Linked DNA regions of Homo sapiens: region 1 is linked to region 2. A link is a loop called in an ENCODE intact Hi-C map of the cell type or tissue named here. Cell type or tissue: heart left ventricle. All regions are shown on one strand.

Region 1 (8,000 bases), 380 kb before region 2:
GCAAGACTCTGTCTCAAAAAAAGAAAAAAAAAAGAAAATCAATATAAATGGAATCATAATATTAACAATCTAAGAAAAACTACATTATAATATCAATTGATACAGAAAAAGGCATTTGACAAAATTTAACATTATTCATGGTAAAAACTCTCAGCAAACTAGGAGACTCCTCCACCTGATTAAGGGCATCTTCAAGAAACTGACATCATATGTAGTGATAGAAGACTGAATGCTTTACTTTCCGCCTAGGATCAGTAAAGTCAAGGATGTCCATGCTCACCCCTCATATTCATCCTAATACTAGCCAGTATTATAATGCAAGAAAAAAGAAGTCAAAGGCACTCAGATTGGGAAGAAAGAAACAGAGCTATCCCTATTTGCAAGCGACATGATGGCTGTGTAGAAAAATCCCAGGAAATCTACAAAAATATTTTTAGAGTGAGTTTAACAAGGTCACAGAATACAAGGTCAGTACATAAAGGCCAGTCATATTTCTGTGTATTAGCAATGAACAATTGGTAACAAAAAATTTTTAAAAATCACTTACAATGACCCCATGAAATACTTAGATATAATTATAACAAAACAAATATAGTATCTATATGTAAATAGTGTTAAATACTGATGAAATAGAAGACCAAAATAAATGGAGAGACATACAATGCTCATGGATCAGAAGATTCAAGAGAGTAAAGACGTCAGTTTTCCCTTGACTGATCAGTAGCTTGAATGCAATTCCAAAAAAAATCCCAGCAGGACATTTTCTCAGCATAGACAAACTTATTATACATTTATATGAAAAGATAAAGAAATTAGACTAGCTAAAGCAACTTTGAAAAAGAAGAATAAAGGTGGAGTAATTACTCAATTTTAAGACTTATCATAAAGAAACAAGACAGTGTGATGTTGGCAAACACTATATAGATTAATGAGATAGACATATACATTAATGGAACAGAATGGAGAGTCCAGAAATGGGCCCAGACAAATATGGTCAGATGGCTTTTGACAGAGGTGCAGAAACAATTTAATTGAGAAAGGTTAGTCTTTTCAACAAGTAGTGTTGGAACAATTGGACATCCATATGCAATAAAATGAATCTTGATTTATACTTCTTATTTATATAAAATTTAACTCAAAATGTAAACCATACAACTATAATACTCCCAGCAGTTTGGGAGGCCGAGGCGGGTGGATCACTTGAGCCCAGGAGTTCGAGACCAGCCTGGGCGATATGGCGAAACTCCATCTCTACCCAAAATAGAAATATTAGCCAGGCATAGTGGTGTGCAACTGTAGTCTCAGCTATTTGGAGGCTGAGTCAGGAGAGAATCATTTGAACCTGGGAAGCAGAGGTTTCAGTGAACCGAGATTACACTACTGCACTCCAGCCTGGGTGACAGAGTGAGACTCCATCTCAAAAAATAAAAAATAAAAAATAAAATAAAAATAAAATGCAATTTTGGGCCGGGCGCGGTGGCTCACGCCTGTAATCTCAGCACTTTGGGAGGCCAAGGCGGGTGGACCACGAGGTCAGGAGATCGAGACATCCTGGCTAACACGGTGTAACCCTGTCTCCACTGAAAATACAAAAAATTAGCCGGGCGTGGTGGCGGGCGCCTGTAGTCCCAGCTACTCGGGAGGCTGAGGCAGGGGGTGAACCCAGGAGGCAGAGCTTGCAGTGAGCTGAGATTGCACCACTGCACTCCAGCCTGGGCAACAGAGCAAGACTCCGTCTCCAAAAAAAAAAAATGCAATTTTGATTTATGTCTCTTCTCTGGCTCCTCTTGCGCTCTAGACCCATCCAGCTTCTGCTGTCTTCACTGGCACACCATCTTGCTGCCAGCCAGCGTGAATGCTGTACCTCTTGTTGGCAAGGTCTGTTCCCTAGTATCCAGCCCCTTCCCACACCCTATTTTCCTCAAGTCTGTTTACCCTCCAGGGAGAGGCCATTCAGGAAAGCCTTCTCTGAGCCAGCCTCCTGCCTGGGCCAGATGTTTGCTCCCAGGTGTTTGCTCCTTGGCTCAGCCCCTCGAGCATGGTAGCGTAGCAGTTAGTCTGAGCATGGGCTTCCTAGAGCCTCAGAGTCCCCGCTTGTCAGTCCCCTAGAAGCTTCAATTCTGTGCTTCCCAGGGTCCCTTCAATCAAAGATTTCTAAGTCAGTGGAAGCAGAGATGCTGGAGCCAGCCTGCCTGGGTTCAAATCGTGGCTCCCACACTTACCCACTGTGTGACCTTGGACAAGTTGCTTGCCGTCTTTTGCATCATTTCTCTCCTTTGTAAAATGGGTTTCATGATAGAACCAACTCTTAGAGGTGCTGTGAGGATTAGTTTAGATAATGTGTGAAGAGATCTTGGCACACGGCTTGGCAAACACTCGACTAAAGTAAGCTGCAGTTATTGATAGTCACTTTCGCAGCTTTAAAATAATACAGGTTCCCAAGAAGTCCCCTGCCCTGCTAAAACAGAATGAGAATGACTTTTGGGTGCAGAGGGTATTTGTATTTTTTTTCAAAAGCTCCTTGAGTGGGATTGGCAGATTCAAAATATACAAACACAGGTTGGCCGGGTGCAGTGGCTTACGCCTGTAATCCCAACACTTTGGGAGGCTGAAGTGGACAGATCACTTGAGGTCAGAAGTTCAAGACCAGCCTGGCCAACATGGTGAAACCTGTTTCTACTGAAAATACAAAAATTATCCAGGTGTGGTGGTGCATGCCTCTAATCCCAGCTACTTGGGAGGCTGAGGCAGGAGAATTGCTTGAACCCAGGAGGTGGAGGTTGCAGTGAGCCGAGATTGAGCCACTGCTCTCCAGCCTGGGCAACAGAGTGACAGAAAAAAAAAAAAAAACCCACAGGTCACCCAGTTTAATTTGAGCTTCAAATACAAAACGAATAATATTTTAGTATAAGGATGTCTCATGCAATATTTGGGCAGTCTATATACTAAAATTTATTTATTGTGTGTCTGAAATTCAAATGTAACTGGGCATCCTGCATTTTATCTACGAGCATTTAACCCTATCCTGGGGGACCTTGACCCCCAGCCCACTTGGGGTCTCTGCTCCCAACTCCCTGGTCCAAAGGCAAACCTCCAAGTCAGAAAAGAGATAGTATCCTTTTACTTGACACAGGGGGGCGCTAGAAGATGGCTTGTTCGCTTTCTTTTCTGTAACTCAGTGTCTAGGGAAGCACCAGCAGGTTGGCTGGCTTGCAACAAATCTCTCCGTACCTGTGAGTCATTTTCTGATGTTCAGGTTTGTAAGAAACCGATACAGAGCTGGCCACCTCCCTCTTGGGCCTTCACTTCTGGGGGGCTAGCCTAGCGCCTCAGGGGCTCCCCGGTTCTCGCCTCCCCTAGGCTCGCCTACCCTCCATTGATGTCATAACTCTATTCTGATATCACAGCCCAGCACTTGGAATTATCCCAGGCAGCCCAGGCTCTGCCCTTAGAGCAACTAGAGCAGGCAGTAGAGTGGGGTGGGCGGGGATGAGGAGGGGGTTGGGTGGCTGGTGGCCCTAGAGGCTGGCCCTAAAGAATACCTGGACAGCCTGCCACCCTATTGCTCCAAAATGAAAATCCTCTAACAGGTAGGACTTGGAAGAATTTCCTCCTGTTCCTGTTGGGTGTGATCCCACTGAGGTGGAAATAAATTCCCAGGGAGTGTGGCGTTGTTCTGGCTCTGTAAACAGCTCTCGGGAACCCTGCTGCCTGTGTGCCTGGGGATGCAAGTGGGCTTGGTCCACTTAACAGTCCTCTCTTCCCGTTTGAAGGAATGACTTCACAAAGCACAGTGTTTCTTACTTGTTGGGGGAGACATTCCTTAGGGCTTGGAGAATGCCTGCAGATACTGATCCAGGTTCTTCTGTGGCCACTGCCTCTGTCCTCACTCCCTAAGAAGATGGATGGGAACAGGGTTATGCTCTCCTTAGAACAAAGGGAAAATATAGGTGCATTCAAGCTATTGACCCTCAGACCCCTCAGTCCTGAGGAGGAGAGAAGCCCCATCCTCCCAGCTGGCCAGACAGTATAAAGAACTCTCTTATGAACTCACTTGAGTGAAAATTTGACTGGTATGGATTAAACAACACAAGAAAAGAAAACTGAATAACTTCTCTCTTACTTTGAGGGACATGAAGTCTTCCTGGGGGAGCATGTTAAAACTGCAGATTCCTAGGGCAGGACCACTGAGATTCAGATCCGATGGTCATATGGCACCTAGGGACCCCCATTTTAATTTTTATTTGTTTTAATTTAATTTAAATTTTTTTTATAGAGACAGGGCCTCACCGTGTTGCCCATGCTGGTCTCAAACTGCTGGGCTCAGGCAATTTTCCTGCCTCGGCCTCCCAAAGTGCTGGATTACAGGTGTGAGACACCCGGCCCTCCCCCATTTTTATTTTTTATTTTTATTTATTTATTTTTGAAATGGAGTCTTGCTCTGTTGCCCAGGCTGGAGTGCAGTGGTACGATCTCAGCTCACTGCAACCTCCACCTCCCGGGTTCAGACGATTCTCCTGCCTCAGCCTCCCCAGTAGCTGGGATTACAGGCTTGTGCCACCATGCCTGGCTAATTTTTGTGTTTTTAGTAGAGATGGGTTTCACCATGTTGTCCAGGCTGGTCTTGAACTCCTGACCTCAAGTGATCTGCCCACCTCCGCCTCCCAAACTGCTAGAATTACAGGCGTGAGCAACCACTCCCTACCTTCCCCCATTTTTATAATAAACATTCTACACAGGGCTCCTGCCAGCCCTCCAAGCTTCTCACTTTGAGAAGCACAGTCCGCTCTGTCAGACTCCCTGGATTGCTTATTGCTGCTATCTCTCTTCCCCCATCTCCAAATTCCATGTTTTTCTTGGAGGGAGGTTTAATTCAGCTTTACTCCACATATTTATTTAATGTGCTGGATCCAGGAAGACAAAAGTGATGGTGTAGGGCCTTATTGTTCATCAAGTGCATTGTATCTGAGTTTTTGGCCCCTGCCTTCTAGGCCTAGGTGCAGCCCCTCTCTCTACCTAAGAAAACCACTTCTGTCTATATCAGGAGTGCTATACCCTTTCTTCATCAGAGACTTTCTCTTCATGGTTCTCACCCCAACTGAGAAAATGGAATATAAGCGTGAATTATTGGTCATTAAAACTGATAGTGGAGCCAGGCATGGCAGTTCATGCCTGTAATCCCAGCATTTTGGGAGGCTGTAGTGGGAGGATCGCTTGAGGCCAGGAGTGGAGAGCAGCCTGGGCAACATATCAAGACCCCATCTTTCAAAAAAAGTAATAATAGTAACTGGGTGTGGTAGCACACACCTATAGTCCTACCTACTCAAGAGACTGAGGTGGGGCGATCACTTGAGCCCAGGAGGTCAAGGCTTCAGTGAACTATGATCATGCCTGGGTGACAGAGCAAGACCCTTTCTCTAAAAACAAAAACAAAAAACTGGTAGTAGTGAAGGGTATGGCTCATGGAAGGGACTAGTTTCTGTTTCTCTGGTGGCCTGGAATGAACATTGAATGGTACCTGGCGGGACAGCCATGCCTCCTTGATCTCTCAGCAGCTCAAGGTGCAAATTCCTTCCTCCCTGGCTATGACTTTAGGCTTTCCCAATAATACCACACAGCTTTTTGAACAAATAAACATATCTAGGCTAGTTCATAGGGTTTTTAGTTGTCGTCTTGCCTCTGTGCTCTTGAAGTTTTGAGCCCTTTGCATTTGGCAGTGTCCAGGCATTCAGGCCTGGAGCCCGTGTAGTGCCAGTGCCTCCCTCCACGCTCTTGGCCTGGTTGACCTCACCTAAACCCTCCAAAAAGCAGATGGTCAGACTCTCTTCCCTTCAAACTCTTCTCTGCCCTGACTCACACCTGGGCCATTTCATCCAGTGAGACTGAGGGAGGAGCGAGGGAGTCCATGTTTCCCCTCCATGACGCCGGGACAGGAAGCTAGACTCAGTCTCTTCCATATGGCCAGGAAGGGGAGTACCTGACTGCCCATCTTGGTTTTGGGAGAGAGAAAAACCAGTGCTCAGTCTGGGAAATGAGGTTTTGGGGGATTGTGATAAAATAGAGGACAGGACTCTGCAGGTCAAGGACAGAGGTGCATCCTGAGGGCGCACTGCAGTCAGGGCCAAGTGGCTCACTCTTTGCAGCTTTAGCAGCACCTTGGATATAGTTGCTGCTCCGTAAACGTGTTGATTGACAGAGGTGCAGGTAAAAACCTCAGAACAGTTGGGCTTAAGGATGCTACAAAAAAAGCTCTGGGATGGGATTTAATTTTTTTTTTTTTTAACTGTTGTTATCAGCCTGGCCAACACGGTGAAATCCCATCTCTACTAAAAATACAAAAAAAAAAAAAAAAAAAAAATTAGCCGGGCGTTGTGGCACGCACCTGAAATCCCAGGCACTCTGGAGGCTGAGCCAGGAGAATTGCTTGAGCCTGGGAGGCAAAGGTTTCAGTGAGCTAAGGTCACGCCACTGCACTCCAGCCTGGGCAACAGAGCAAGACTTTCTCTCTCTTAAAAAAAAAAAATGTTGTTATACAAAATAAACAGAAGTGAACAGAAGACTCTCAGGAATCGTCACATACCTGTCACCCAGATGCCACAGTTACCAGCTACCAGCTCATGGCCAGCCTTGTCTCTATGCCTCCATCCTCTTCCTCTGTCTCTATCATTTTGAAGCCCATTGCAGAGGTCATAGCATCCCATTTGTTAACATGTCTGGATGTATCTTTAAAAGATCAGAATTCCTTTTTTTTTTTTTTTAACATAACCAAAGTGCTATGATCATATCTAACAAATTAACAGTGGGTTGGAATGAAGTTTATTTAAAGGAGCCAGTCCTCTCCCTGTCTTAGAGAGTTTGCAGGAAGTAGAAAAGGGAATGCAGAGGGCTGAGAAAGGGGCCGCACATGTGCTTCCAGCAGCCAAGCTGGGCTCTGTTCAGTTCAGAGAAACCAAAGAGAGGTTAACAGCTCTCAGTTGGGAGAGGATCCGGGCCCTTCTCAAGGAAGGAGGGCTGGGCGTTGGCAAGATGTGTCTTCTGACCCTTGGCCTCATCACGGGCCCTGCAGGGTAAAGGGTGAGGGGCGTGGGTTGGGGAGTTGCTAGTGAGAGCACAGTCAGTTCCCAGGTATCCACATTAGGAGAAGAAGGAGCCACCAGAAAGTAGCATAGGAAAATGATGGTCTTATTCTTTAGGAGGTGTGAACAATTTGGATTTAGATGTGACCCTATGACCCATACAGATGGCTGCGGCTTACCCCTGAGAGACCTGTATAAATCAGTGCTAACTGAAAGAGGCCCAGGGTGAATGGGTCACTCGTGAGTTTGAATGCATGTGCAGAGCTCAAAGGAGATTGGTGTTCAGTTCTCAGAGAAACTGAGTTGGATTTTCACCCTGGGGGTGACAGCATTTGTTCTGAGCCCCTCCTCATGGGACTTTAGCCTGCCACCCAAGCCCAGGAGCCAGCCCAGAAGTGGCCACCTTATTTCAGTAGAGAAGTAGGCGTTATGTAATACGCCTCTGGGGGTGGGGGTTCTTCTTATGAAGAGGTCAGAGCATAACAAAAGTGGTTGTCTAGTTTAAAACATTCCTGTGGCCAGGCATGGTGGCTCATACCTATAATCCTAGCACTTTGGGAGGCCGAGGCGGGCAGATCACCTGAGGTCAGGAGTTTGAGACCAGCCTGATCAACATGGCGAAACCCCGTCTCTACTAAAACTATAAAAGTTATCTGGGCATGGTGGCATATGCCTGTAGTCCCACCTACTCGGGAGGCTGAGGCAGGAGAATCGCTTGAACCCGGGAGGCCCAGATTGCAGTGAGCCAAGATCACACCATTGCACTCCAGCCTGGGGGACAAGAGCGAGAAACTCCATCTCAAAAAAAAAAACAAAAACAAAAACCAAGAGCATTATTGCCATTAAGGTAGTTTAAGCATCATTTTCCTGCTAGGGCAATTACCTTGATTGCTAATTGTTTCCTTTGTAACTAGAGGGCATAAT
Region 2 (8,000 bases):
TGTATGGATATACCACATTTTGCTTTTCCATTCATCAGCTGGTGGACGTTTGGGTTGCTTCCATTTTTTGGCTATTATGAATAATGCTACTATGAACATTCATGTGCAAGTTTTTGGACATACTATTTTAATTTTTTTTTTTTTTTGAGATGCAGTCTTGCTCTGTCACCCAGGCTGGAGTGCAGTGGCATGATCTCGGCTCACCGCAACCTCCACCTCCCGAGTTCAAGCAATTCTCCTGCTTCATCCTCCCAAGTAGCTGGGATTACAGGCGTGCGCCACCACGCCTGACTAATTTTTGTATTTTTAGTAGAGATGGGGTTTCATCACATTGGCCAGGCTGGTCTTGAATTCCTGACCTCATGATTCACCTGCTTCAGCCTCCCAAAGTGCTGGGATTACAGGCATGAGCTGCCACGCCTGGCCATGGACGTATGATTTTATTTCTCTTGGGTATATACCTAGGAGTGAAATTGCTGGGTCATATGCTAACTCTATATTTAACATTTTGAGGAACTGCCAGGCTGATTTTCAAAGTGACTGCACTATTTTTTTTTAATTTATTATTATTATACTTTAAGTTTTAGGGTACATGTGCACAATGTACAGGTTAGTTACATATGTATACATGTGCCATGCTGGTGCGCTGCACCCACAGTGACTGCACTATTTTACATTCTTTTTTTTTTTTTTTTTTTTTTTTTTTTGAGACGGAGTCCCGCTGTTTAGCCCAGGCCGGATTGCAGTGGCGCAATCTCGGCTCACTGCAAGCTCCGCCTCCCAGGTTCACGCCATTCTCCTGCCTCAGCCTCCCGAGTAGCTGGGACTACAGGCACCCGCCACCGCGCCCGGCTAATTTTTTGTATTTTTAGTAGAGACGGGGTTTCACCGTGTTAGCCAAGATGGCCTCGATCTCCTGACCTTGTGATCCGCCCGCCTCGGCCTCCCAAAGTGCTGGGATTACAGGCGTGAGCCACCGCGCCCAGCCACTATTTTACATTCTTAACTGCAGTGTATGAAAGTTCTGATTTCACCACATCCTTGCCAACATTAGTTATTGTCTGTCTTTATAGCTGTCCTATTGTGAAGTGGTATCTCATTGTGATTTTGATTTGCATTTCCCTGATGACTAATGATATTGAGCATCTTTTCATGTGCTTATTGGCCATTTATATACATGTTGAGTATCCCTTATCTGAAATGTTTGGGACCAGAAGTGTTCAGATTTGGGTTTTTTTCAGATTTTGGAATATTTGCATTATACTTAACCAGCTGGGCATCTCTAATCAGAAAACCCAAAATCTTAAATGCTCCAACAAGCATTTCTTTTGAGCATCATGTTAGCACTCAAAAACTTTTGGATTTTGGAGCATTTTGGATTTTGTATTTTTGGATTAGGGATGCTCGACCTGTATTTTCTTTGGAGAAATGTGGCTGATGTCATCACTGTAACCTCATGCATTCTGAGCCAGAACTATTCAACTGAGCTACTCTTGAATTCCTAACCTTCAGAAACTGTGAGTTAATAAATGTTTGTTTGAGATGCTAATTTTTTTTAACACAGCAATAGGTAACTAACATAGAAACATTCTATTAAAATCAGGAACACATCATGGGTACCTACTATTAATGCTACTAAAAGTCCCAGCCAATGCAATAAGACAAGAAAAAAATACAAATTGTCAAGTTTGGAAAGGAAGAAACAAAACTGTTATTGTTTGCAGATTAGTCTTCCACCTAAAAACTCCAGGTGTATCTAACACCATTGGTGTAGGGAAGGCAGTATGGTAGGATGGAATAAGCCCAGATCAGACCCAAATTTGAGACCTAGACTTTTTCTCACTTTCTGTGTGATCTCAGCCAAGTCTTTTTGCCTCTTTGGGCCTCATTGGTAAAGCGGAGATAATAACATTTATGCCATGAGGATTAATGTGAGTGTAACTAAAGTGCCTCAGTGACTGACACACAGTAGCCTTTGACAAATGAGATCTTCATTTAAGGAGGGCACTTGAGGGCAGAAGCCAGGCAAGATGGTGGTGTGACTGACCTGATATTCAGTTCACCAGGCTGTAGAATGTGGGCTCCTTGTATGTCCCCAGATGACTCCAGCCTGCTAGTGGGGTTCTAAGAAGCCCAGGAGATCCTTCCCTATACCCTGGGTTCAACCCCTAGCTCCACTTCCCCTCCTGGGCAGCCTTGGGCAAGTCAGTTACTTTGGCTGAATCCCTGTTATACACTCTACTGATTGGGATGCTTATGCCTACTTTTCTTTCTTCCCTGGAGTGCAGTGAAGATCAGAGTTGGGGAAGGAGCTCACTGAGGGGAATGCCTCACAGTAAGCCAGAAACTATAGGGAAATCCAGTAGAAACAAGGGGCAGAATGGGCTGTGAGAGATCTACCTACCTGGACAATGAAGCCCCAAAGGACCTTGGGGTATGGGATAGAATGATGCTGAGTGCAAGATTCACTCCCCTCCTGTTCCAACACCACTTGACATCCTACCATGTCCCAGTACTAGAGTTGTCAGATAAAAAAAAAAAAGTCTAGTTACATTTGAATTTCAGAAAACGATAAATAATTTTTATGTAAGTATATGCCCAAACATTGCAATTATTATTATTTATTTTTATTTTTATTTTTTAGATGGAGTTTGCTCTGTTACCCAGGCTGGAGTGCAGTGGCACAATCTCGGCTCACTGCAATCTCCACCTCCTGGGTTTAAGCGATTGTCTTGCCTCAGCCTCCTGAGTAGCTTGGATTACAGGCTCCCGCCACCACACCCAGCTAATTTTTGTATTTTTCGTAGAGATAGGGTTTCACCATGTTGGCCAGGCTGGTCTTGAACTCCTGACCTCAAGTGATCTGCCTGCCTTGGCCTCCCAAAGTGCTGGGATTACAGGCATGAGCCACTGTGCCTGGCTGCAATTACTTTTTTAGTTATCTGAAATTCTAATTTAACTGCATATCCTGTGTTTTTGTTTACTATATCTGGTAACCCTGCCCAGCAGGAGTGAAGTGAAGACACCCAGGGACTCTTCACCTCATTTCACAATGGAGGCCCTAGGAGGAGATCAGATTTGCCCAAAGCTCTGCGACATATCCACTATTTTGTTCTACACAAGGCCCCTTGGCTGAGGTTTAAACCTGGGCTGTTTGTGTTGGCTCTAACTCAGAGAACTTAGCTCACATCCCTTCCTTCCCTCTTAGGGCTGGCCTGGGCCTTGGGGCCATTGACAGTCTCTGGGAGTCTAACTCACAAGATAGAATGAAGAGGGTGGGTGGACAGGGAGCATTAAAGGAGGATCAAGAGGCTCAGCAGGAGATCTAACTACAGAATGTGGCTCCTGGTAGACTAATAATGCCACTTCTATTTCTACAGCCAAAGACTCAAGTTCTCAAGCAGTTTTTAATCTTTGAATTTGCCCTATGTCAATGGCAGAGGGGAAATGGAGCTAGGGCTAGTCTCTGAGCCTCCTGACACCCAGGGCTCTCCTTGCTGCTCTGGGGTCTGGAGAAAAGGGTTAGGAAAGAGGCCCTCTGATGCCCAGACCAGGGAAATGGAAAGAGGAAGGCTTGTGGAAAAGCAGGGTGGGTCCTGCCCGAAGCCCCTGGAGTTTGGTCCAGCCTCTGCTGTCATCTAGTGGACACCCCATGCCAGTGCCTCCTTGAGACTCCTGAACAAGGCTGTCTGCTCCTTTCCTGGTCGGTTGTGCCTGCTAGCCTAGTCCTTCTTGGCTCTGATTCGCTATATGACCCTGAACAAGCCCTTTTCTTCTCTGGTTCTCAATTTTATCTCTTGGAACAGTGGTTCTCCAAACGGTAGCAGGCCCAATCTTTCTAAAACACAAACATAGCCAGTTCTCTCCACTGTCTACATCTGTCTTCTGACCAGAGAGGCTCATGCTGAAGCCTGGTGGGCACTGCAGGATCTGAGCCCAGCTGACCTCACCTACTCCCCACATCTCTGTTCTAACCACACGGAACTACATTCATATTCTCAATTAACACACTCTCTAAGAGCCTTTGCACATGCTGTTCCCTTTGCCTAAAACACTTTTCCCCCTTCTTTACCTGGCTTGTTCTTACTCATCCTTCAGATGTTGGCTTAGCCATCCTGAAACCACCTTTGCAAAAATTATAACTGAGGAAATCATGACACTGAAAGAAATCAGACCTCACCGACTCCATCTTGCTTCTAACCTTTAAGCTGACCTTGTTCATTCCTGGGCGTAGGCCAAACTAACTTTGGGAAGGAATTCAGTTAATCATTTGACTCTGAAACAAAATTGGTAATAGCCCTTTTCCAAAAAGACCCTTTTCTTGCCTGGTGGGGACCAGTCTGTTTTTGCAAGACTAACAGATTAGCTACAAGATTAGAAATTACAGTTTAGGGTCATGCAGCCTCCGGCTCCAAGAGTCTGAACCTCCCCAAATTGCTCCTGGGGATAACATCAGTATTGTAAAATCTAAGATCAGTGCTTGAGGTATTTTGCAGACCCTGCACTGGATGGATCAGCTGACACTACCCAGACAAGTAATGTGGCTCAACCAGCTCTGCCATCCCACCCAGGAACAGAAGACAGCAAGAAAAACTCCCTTCGACCCCCTATAATTCCATCTCCAACCTGACCAATCAGCACTCCCCACTTCCTAAGCCCCTACAAATTATCTTTAAAAACTCTGATCTCCAAATGCTCTGGAAGACTGATTTGAGTAACAATAAAACTCGGGTCTCCCCCACAGCCGGCTCTACATTAATTACTCTTTCCCCATTCCAATTCCCCTGTCTTGATAAATCGGCTCTGTCTAGGCAGCAGGCAAGGTGAATTTGGTGGGGGGTTACAATCCCATTCAGGAAGCCCCCGCCCCCACCCCCACCCCCAAGTCCCCACACTAGGATGGGCGAGCATACCTTAGGTCTCCACTGAGGACTGGTTGTGGTTTCAGGAGGGCATATGATTCTGGAAGAGGTCAAATGTCAGCCCAGGGGGCTGACGGGTAGCCATGGGCTCAGGGTTCAAAATAACCTGATTTCCCATCCCACTATGCCAAGGTTGGACGCTGCGTATGACTATGAGCCAATGACTCCACCTCTCCAAACCTATTTTACAGATGAACAAATCAGACCATGTCTGCACCCACACTGGTCAACAGAATTCCAATGCTAGCCACAAATGTAATCTGAAATTTTCTAGCCATCGAGAACATAAAAGAAAGAGGTGAAAGTAATTTTAATAAGACATTTTGTGAGCTGGACCTGGTGGTGCACCCCTGGTGGCTGAGGTGGGAGGATCACTTTGAGTCCAGGACTTCAGGCTGCAATGAACTTTGATCAATCCTGCCACTGCACTCCAGTCTGGATGAGAGAGTGAGACCCGGTCTCAAAAAAAAAGATTAATAATACACTTTATGTGATCCGATGTGTAAAATATTATTTCAATATGTAATCACTATTTTTAAATTATTAACAAGCCATTTTACACCCTTTTTTGGTACCAAGTTTTTGATATCCTGTGTGTATTTTATTTACACTTATTGTGCATTTCAATTTGGATTCCATCTCAAGCACTCAGCCACATGAGACCGAAGACCACTGTTTCGGATAGCACAGCTCTACATGTAGCATTGGGGAAACAAGAATGATTCCCAGGTTTTTGGTCTGAACATGGAGGACAAAGGATAGGGTAATTTCTTGGTATGGAGGAGGGTGAATAAATGTGGTACAGGGTTGGGGAGAGTCTGAGGGCCTTTGTCCCTTTAAGTGTTCATTGCCCTACATCCTGGGAAAGTTTCTAGACACCTGTCCGGGAGCTGTGTAGACCCTGGTTTGTGTAGACCCTGGTGGCTTGGTGCTAGTGCCTGGGCCTCCTCCTTGAGGCCTGAGAAGGGGTCGCGAAGTCACTCTCACTTCTCTCCCAGACCCCACAGTCCTAGGCTCTGCCCTTTTATGCCGTCAAGGTGTAGGCATTCCCTCTACCAAAGATTTAGCAAAAAAGAAAAGTCAAGTTAATTTTGAATTTCAGATAAAGAACATGTAATTTTTTTTTCTTTTGAGACAAGATCTTGCTTTGTTGCCCAGACTGGAGTGCAGTGGCACAATCATGGCTCACTGCAGCCTTGAATTCCTGGGCTCAAGTGATCCTCCCATTTCTGCCTCCTGAGTAACTGGGACTATAGGCGTGCACCACCACGCCTGGCTAATTTTTAAAACTTTTAGTAGAGATGGGGTCTATGTGGCCCAAGCTGGTCTCAAATTCCTGGCTTCAAGCGATCCTCCTGCCTTGGCTTCCCAAACTGTTGGGATTACAGGCATAAGCCACCGCACCCAGCATAATAATTTTTAAATGTAAGTATGTCCCAGGTGATATTTGGGACATATTTATATTTTTTAAAATTTGATGTTTATGTGAACTTCAAATTTAATTGGGCATATCCTGTATTTTATCTGGCAGCCCTACTTCTAGTTCACCCTTCTGGACTTGGAAGCACTGAATCTGGCTCTATTTCCTTGTTGTGTGACCTTGGTCACATTTCCTCACCTCTCTGAACTTCAGCTTCCTCCTCTGTAAAGTGGCCACAAATACTTCTTTCCTCAATGAACTGTTAAAAGGACTCACTGAGAAAAGTATGAGAAAATGACCTCCAGGAGTTTGAGACCAGCCTGACCAACATGGTGAAACCCCGTTTCCACTAAAAATACAAAATAATTAGCTGGGCGTGGTGGCGCGCACCTGTAATCCCAACTACTCAGGATGCTGAGACAGGAGAATTGCTTGAACTCGGGAGGCAGAGGTTGTAGTGAGCAGAGATTGCACCACTGCACTCCAGCCTGGGCGACAGAGTGAGATTCTGTCTCAAAAAAAAAAGAAAAAAAGAAAAGGACCTCCCGGCCAGGCACAGTGGCTCACATCTATGACCTCAGTAATCTGGGAGGCCAAGGCAGGCAGGTTGCTTGAGTCCAGAAGTTCCAGACCAGCCTGGACAACATGGCAAAACCCTGTCTTTACAAAAAATACAAAAATTAGCTGGGCATCGTGGCACATGCCTGCAGTTCCAGCTACTCAGGAGGCTGAGGTAGGAGGAGCACCTGAGCCTGAGGAGGTTGAGACTGCAGTGAGCCAAAATCGCACCACTGCCCTCCTCCAGCCTGGGTGACAGAGTAAGACCCCGTCTCAAAAAAAAAAAAGAAAAAAAGAAAAAAAGAAAAAAGGAAGGACCTCCCCATAATGCCTGGCACATAGTAGGCCCAGAGCAAACATCTGCCCTTCCTTCAGTCTCCCAGATGTGCAAGGCAGCTCCACTGTCCAATGAGTGCCCCACCTCCCTCCCTCTCCACACTACCCAGGATCCCATAATTCCATAATTTCTCAGTGCCTTTTTGTATTGTCCTTCTCTTCACTAGTATTTCTTTCCCTGGTTTCCAGACTTTTTTTTTTTTTTTTAGAGAAAAGGTCTCACTCTGTCACCCAGGCTGAAGTGCAGCGGCGTGATCATAGCTCACTGCATCCTGAAGCTCCTGGGCTCAAGCCATCTTCCCACCTCAGCCTTCTCAGTAGCTGGGACTACAGATGAATGCCACCATGCCCAGCTAAATTTTTTTTTGTAGAGACAGGGTCTTGCTATATTGCCCAGCCTGGTTTTGAACTCTTAGCCTTAAGTAATCCTCCCTTGTCGGCCTCCCAAAATGTTGATATTACAGATGTGAACCGCTGTGCCTGGCCAGCTTCCTGAACTTTTGGCCATGCTTCATCTTTGCTAGGAATATACTAGAATCCTCTGGAAAGGGCCTAATTCCCAAGAATAGAGTCCTGCTGACCTAGCTCTCAGAAGATTCCAGAATATGGCTCAGATACTACCTGGTGGCTATGTATCTAAACAAAAAATACTATCACTACCAGACGTGAATCTGAAAGGTCAGGCTGGTTCACTCTGCCCCTGACCAGCAGGGCCACCATAAGGGCAGAGCCCTGGGCCAGGCCCCAGTAGAAGACTGAATAGA

Evidence for each region. A loop is a pair of places that touch in the nucleus more often than their neighbours do. Peaks named below come from ENCODE experiments on the same cell type or tissue, not always from the same donor. Only the 100,000 strongest peaks of a DNase experiment are listed, where the experiment ranks them.
Region 1: a loop joins it to region 2, with 5 times the contacts of the local background. A loop is called at or near these places in 39 of 110 quality-filtered maps.

Annotation. Positions count from the first base shown.
Region 1 is chr22:30,760,803-30,768,802 of GRCh38, forward strand. All of the region lies in intron 2 of OSBP2 (oxysterol binding protein 2), which reads left to right. Among named protein-coding and RNA genes, the nearest start is that of MIR3200, 33 kb to the left of the region's middle. RefSeq lists a silencer at 3,128-3,177. In heart left ventricle, a CTCF peak has its summit at 3,139 (motif pointing right); no DNase peak of the experiment used is centred here.
Region 2 is chr22:31,145,546-31,153,545 of GRCh38, forward strand. No RefSeq gene overlaps it. Among named protein-coding and RNA genes, the nearest start is that of PLA2G3, 9.0 kb to the left of the region's middle. RefSeq lists a silencer at 2,329-2,507. In heart left ventricle, a CTCF peak has its summit at 3,637 (motif pointing left); a DNase peak (open chromatin) is centred at 3,626; H3K27ac peaks cover 966 bases.